2 separate regions of the Homo sapiens genome follow, and region 2 is linked to region 1. A link is a loop called in an ENCODE intact Hi-C map of the cell type or tissue named here. Cell type or tissue: heart right ventricle. All regions are shown on one strand. Each heading gives the region's core, and the rest is flanking DNA. Links, peaks and the distances in the headings are about the cores only. Region 1 overlaps TRIM33 (tripartite motif containing 33). Region 2 has its middle 160 kb from the start of TRIM33.

Region 1 (2,917 bases), core at 100-2,599:
TGTTTTAGTAGAGATGGAGTTTCATCATGTTGACCAGGCTGGTCTTGAACTCCTGACCTCTGCCTTGGCCTCCCAAGGTACTAGGATTACAGGTGTGAGCCACTGCGCCTGGCAGCTTAGGGGTTTTTCAAAGGTAGTTTGGAGGAAGGGGTGGGGGCAGTAAGGCAATGGGTGCTTGCTGCTGATTGGTTGGGGAATGCAGTCATAGGGGTGTGGGAAAATCCCCCTTAATTGCTGAATCGCTTCTGGGTGGGGCCACAGGAGGGCTTGTTGGAGGGCTTGTTGGGTCCAGGTGGAGCCATTGTCAGTGTCAGACATGCGAGAAACCTCAAAAGATATCTAAAAAGGCCAATCTTAAGTTCAGCAATAGTGATGTTATCTGCAGGAGTAATTAAGGAAGTTGTCTATATTATGACCTCCAGAGTAATGGCTGGCAGTCCTTTATGTCAACACCTTAGCAGAATTCAGGCTCCTTTCCTCCTCCTAGCCTGGTGGTCTCTTTTTAACTTTACAAAGGCAGTTGAGTTTTGGGGAAGGGCTATTATGTAAACCATAAACTAAATGTCTCCCAAAGTCAGCTTGTCTCAAGCCCAGGAATAATTAATATCAGCATGAAGGTTAAAGGCAAAGAAGAGGGAGGTTGACTAGATCAGATCCTCCCCGACTCTTTCACTGATAGAATTTTTGCAAAGGCAGTGATACAGTTTGGCTCTGTGTCCTCACCCAAATCTCACCTCGAATTGTAATCCCTACTGGTCGAGGGAAGGACCTGTTAGGAAGTGATTGGATCATGGCGGTGGTTTCCCTCATGCTGTTCTCACAAGATCTGATGGTTTTTAAAGTGGCAGTTTCCTCTGCACTCACTCTCTCTCCTACTGCCTTGTGAAGGTGCCTGCTTCCCCTTTGCCTTCTGCCATGATTGTAGGTTTCCTGGGGCCTCCCCAGCCATGCAGAACTGTGAGTCAATTTAAACCGCTTTTGTTTATAAATTACCCAGTCTCAGGTAGTATCTTTATAGCAGTGTGAAAACGAACTGATGCAGTTTCATTGGTGACTTTCCTAGAGTCACATGATAGATAGAAAAGTTGGAATTTTAGGCTGGGTGCAGTGGCTCACGCCTGTAATCCCAGCACTTTGGGAGGCTGAGGCAGGCAGATCACCTGAGGTCAGGAGTTTGAGACCAGCCTGACCAACATGGAGAAACCCCATCTACTAAAAATACAAAATTAGCCGGGCATGGTGGTGCATGCCTGTAATCCCAGCTATTTGGGAGGCTGAGGCAGGAGAATTGCTTGAACCTGGGAGGTGGAGGTTCCAGTGAGCCGAGATCGCGCCATTGCACTCCAGCCTGGGTAACAAGAGTGAAACTCTATCTCAAGAAAAATAAATAAATAAATAAATAATAAGAAAAGTTGGAGTTTTAAGTCCAGACTACTAATTATAAATCCAGTTCTTTCTCCACACTACCTGTAACAATACCAGGGAGGCAGTGTGGGATTGTAGGCCTGGAAACACATGGTATTGACAGCTTTGGGCAGCCAGAGGTATGTACAGTATAACAATGTCATTCAGTTTTTACTAAGCACTTACTGTATGCTAAAGTCCTCAAGCATTGAGGATAAGATAAACAAGACTTGGTTCTAGTTCTTAAGAAACTTAGAAAGGGAGAGGCAAGTATCATCTACTTTTTTATTGAAATACAATTCATATACCATGAGATCCACTCTAAAAATGTACAGTTCAGTGGCTTTTAATGCATTCACAAGATTGTACAACCATTACCACTAATTCAAGAATATTTTCATCACCTCAAAAGAAATGGTACTCATTAGCAGTCACTCATATCCTTCTCTTCCAGCCCCTGGAAACCACTAATCTACTTTGTCTCTGTGGACATTCCACATGTGAATGGAATTATATTTGGCCTTTGATGTCTGGCTTCTTTTACTTAGCATAATGTTTTCCAGGTCTATCCATGTTTTAGCATGTATTAGGATTTCATTTTTTATGGCTGAATAATATTTCATTGTATACATATATCATTTGTTCATCATTGAACATTTGCTTTTCTTCTCTGGCTGTCAGGAATAATGCTGCTGTGAGCTTTCATTTACAAGTTCATACAAGTATGAACGTAGTGTACCAGGCTGTTGTTGCATTGCTGTTTATAAAGAAAAGAGGTTTAATTGTGTAACTGTTCTGCAGGTTTACAGGAAGCATATTCAGGCACATTTATGGATTATTTTTAACTCTTTTTCTACTGAATTTGGCTAGATTAAGAATTCACATGGAGAAAACCTAGCATTAGCATTAGTTTAAGCTGGTGAAATAGCCAAGACAGCTAAGTTTAAGACTCAAATGTAGAGGTGAAGTCTCAATTTTCTTTTGCCTAATCAAGAAAAACTTCCTCAAGGACTGAATTATACTTTAGTGTGTAGATATGAGATATATTTGTTGGTCAAGATAGAGTATGGTATATGCAATGGCTTGAGGGAGTGAGAAGGCACAACTGGAGTAATACAGAAGTGAGTTGTTATACAAAATAGAATAGATGAGGAATTATTTGTATAGCTTTTGATTATACTAAGTCAGATGTATTAATGGTGATATAGTTAGGTAACTAGAAGAAATATATTAAAATGAAGAATTTTAGCATTTACATTTTATTTATGCAAGAAGGTAATAGGAGATAGTAAATGGAAAACAGGGAATGTTTTGTAGTATATTTAGTGTTTCACTTATGGTACAGTACATGTATCTCATTAATCAGTTTTAGAACATTTCTGTTTGTTGGTAAAATGTAATATTTTCCTGATAATCAGTAGAACAGCACCTAAATATGGAATCCTTTTATTAGGTTCAAGGCCAAGTCTTCAATACTGCATAACACTAGAACATTTCTGGAAACTTGGATCAC
Region 2 (2,917 bases), core at 251-2,750, 64 kb after region 1:
TGGGACCACAAGCATACATCACCACTCCTGGGTAATTTTTTAGTTTTTTGTAGAGATGGGGTGTCACTATGTTGCCTAGGCTAGTATCAAACTCCTGGGCTTAAGTGATTATCCAACTTGACCTCCCAAAGTGCTGGGATTACAGATGTAAGCCACCACATCTTGGCAGCTTCCATTCTCCTGGGCATCAGGACTCTATCACTCTAGCTATCTCTAATCTCTTCAGCTGTCTACTAAACTCCTCTTCAACTGGCCCACATTAGGAGGATTTAATGAAAGTCTTAAACCATACATTTTGTGGATTCATCAATGCTGAATTGTAGTAGCTGGCAGGAGAATTTATAATTGTGATAAGCGAACTGCTATCACTGCTTCTCCTGGAATTATAAAGGGAGACTGAGCTTGGGGCAACCTGAGTGATTTCAGAGACATGCAATATCTCATAGGTGGTGAGGAGGGAAAATGCTCGGTTTGTCTATGACAGACGCTTTCCTGGGTTTGAGACAGCAATAGTAGCCAGTCCCTATCCTGAAGTCTGGGTAGTGGGAGGATGCCTACTGTTGCTTGGATATTGAATGTTTCTGTTCCACTGAAGTGGCTGCTGAAGTATAGAGTGGTACCTCCTCTTCATCCTCTTCCAAATCTGAGAGTTGAAAGACAGCATCCCCAGGTGATTGGGTAAAACCTTTAGAGACAATACCAGGTTGCGGGGTCAAGAACAGTTCTCAAGTTCGGTTAAACAAGCCATTGCCAATGGTGCAGTTTGTGATCCTTTGAGGGGCTTGACTTGGAATTTTTCTGGCACAAAACCTGGAAGGGATCGGCACTACTGAGGCCTGTGATCCCTACCTGGTCGGTGCAGAGAAAGGCAAAGCTGTCTGTGGCCAGGCCCTTCTTTCTGGCCATTCAGAATCTCCATCTTCTGTTCCCATTCTTCAGCAAGACTAAGGCAGCAGCAGGACTAACTCTAAGACAATATAGACCATGTTTTAAAGATATTTAGCTACAGTGAGAAAGAGACAGAGAAGAAGTAAGCATGAAAGGGGATAGTTTGTTTATTAATGAGATAGTGGATCAAGTTCAAAGATGGTATGAGGGACCAACAGAGGAGAAGTTCGAGACTGAAGAGAGCTGGGATAATCAATTGAGTAAGTGTCCCAGGGTGGGATCAGCAAGGAGATGTGTGGGAGATGGGATCCAGAGCACGATGGTAGGATTTGCTTCTTACTTCCCCCACCCCCTAACCACGTTCTATTTTGGATGAAGAAAGCTTCCCTTAAGCAAACCAGACTAAAGGGAAACCAAGGATGGCCTTGCATGTCTTAATATTTCTTTATGTTTCAGACTGGCTTTTGCACTTTCCTGCAAGCTGACTCACACAGTCAGAAGGCCCTACCTCCTCCATGTGAAAACGGAGAGTTAATTTGCATGCTGCTGCCTTTGCCAAGCCTTCCTGTCTTACGTCCCCTCCCAGTTCCAGTGGCCCTCCCTCCTCCCCCACAGCTGGCCCACTGCCCACCTGTACTGTGGTACTGTCTGCCTGGAGTCTGAGGTCTTGCCTGCTCTACTTCCTGACTGAGCTTCCCCTGCACGGCAGAGAGGTCCTTCTCACCTAGCATCCTACTGAGGGCCTGCCACGGAGTAGGTATTTAATGAATGCTTCCCAATTCAGATGAAAAGAAATCTCATTCCATTAAGTTATTGATTTCGAATTGAAATTTTATCATTAATTGTGGGAGGCAACCCTGACTTCTTAGGCCCAATCCTCTCCTGTAGGTCTCCTAGAGAAAGACATGATTGGGAAGCAGAAAGGGTTTGATAGCTCAGCCTTCCCCATCTCCCCTTGGCTGCTCAGCGGAGCTGCCTCTTGAGAAATGCTGAGCTGCCTGCCAGCCCGTGCAGCCTGTCAGCTCCCATCTGCCAGCCCCATCTGCTCTTCCCCAGCCACACTGCTGTTCGCTGCTGCTGCTGGGCCCTCTCCTATCATCTCTGGCTCGGCCTCTACTTGCTGCCTCTCAGCTTCTCCCCAGGGAGCTGGTTGCCCTGACTTCCTTTGCACCTATTCTCCTCCTCCTGCCAGTTTCGGCTCAATTACCCTCCCCACACCGACTCATTCCTCCTGCAAGGGGTCTGAGGCTCCACTATCGAGCAGTCAAAAGGAAAAAAACATGGAGCCTTGCCTTTCCACCACACACACCACCTCCAACTCAGGCAGGCAGTCTCCCTGCTGAGGTTGAGGAGGGCAAGGCCTGAGGGTCTTACAGCAAGACAGGTCTCCTTAGGTGGGCAGCAAGCTCCTAGGCTGGGAACGGACAGAATCTTACTGCTCAATGGAATCTCAGATATCAAGTCTAGAGGCAGATGGGGAACAGCAACCCTGGAGGAGAGGCATATTGACCGGGGTGACACTGTTGGCTCCCTACAGAGCAGAGACTGGAACACAGGTTTCCTGACTTCATCCAGCCAATATTTACTGAGCATCATCTGTGTGCCAGGCAATTGATTAGATCCACACCTACCTCAAGAAGCTCATGGTCTCGTTTGCACTCCCAGCACAGGGCTCTTCCCAGTCACAGCTGCTGATATAGGATAAGTTTTAAGGCATTGCTATAAGCAAAAATGATTGCCATCTTCCTAACTTCATGCATGGCAAGGGCTTAAATGTCCTCACATCTTTATCCAACAAATTGGTCTCACTTTTCCCAGCCCCAGGTTTACAACAGCAGGGTTCACACAACCATCCTTTTTGCTTGTGGGGTGAGATTGTCCTAGGGGTGCTGGAGAATAACCTGGGTTTTACGCAGTGGTGATCAGGAGACCCCAGAGGCTTTGTCTCTGCAGCCTGCCTGCCTCCGACATGTTAACAGCAATCAGTATGATTTTGACCAATTTTTCTGACTTCACAGTTCCCGGGAAG

The links. Peaks named below come from ENCODE experiments on the same cell type or tissue, not always from the same donor. Only the 100,000 strongest peaks of a DNase experiment are listed, where the experiment ranks them.
Region 2: a loop joins it to region 1, with 4 times the contacts of the local background. A loop is called at or near these places in 59 of 110 quality-filtered maps.

Annotation. Positions count from the first base shown.
Region 1 is chr1:114,416,135-114,419,051 of GRCh38, reverse strand. All of the region lies in intron 11 of TRIM33 (tripartite motif containing 33), which reads left to right. Among named protein-coding and RNA genes, the nearest start is that of TRIM33, 94 kb to the left of the region's middle. In heart right ventricle, for the core only: no CTCF peak of the experiment used is centred there; no DNase peak of the experiment used is centred there.
Region 2 is chr1:114,352,012-114,354,928 of GRCh38, reverse strand. It overlaps the pseudogene LOC100421116. Among named protein-coding and RNA genes, the nearest start is that of TRIM33, 160 kb to the left of the region's middle. RefSeq lists enhancers at 1,428-1,928, 1,929-2,429 and a silencer at 1,768-2,062. In heart right ventricle, for the core only: no CTCF peak of the experiment used is centred there; a DNase peak (open chromatin) is centred at 1,498.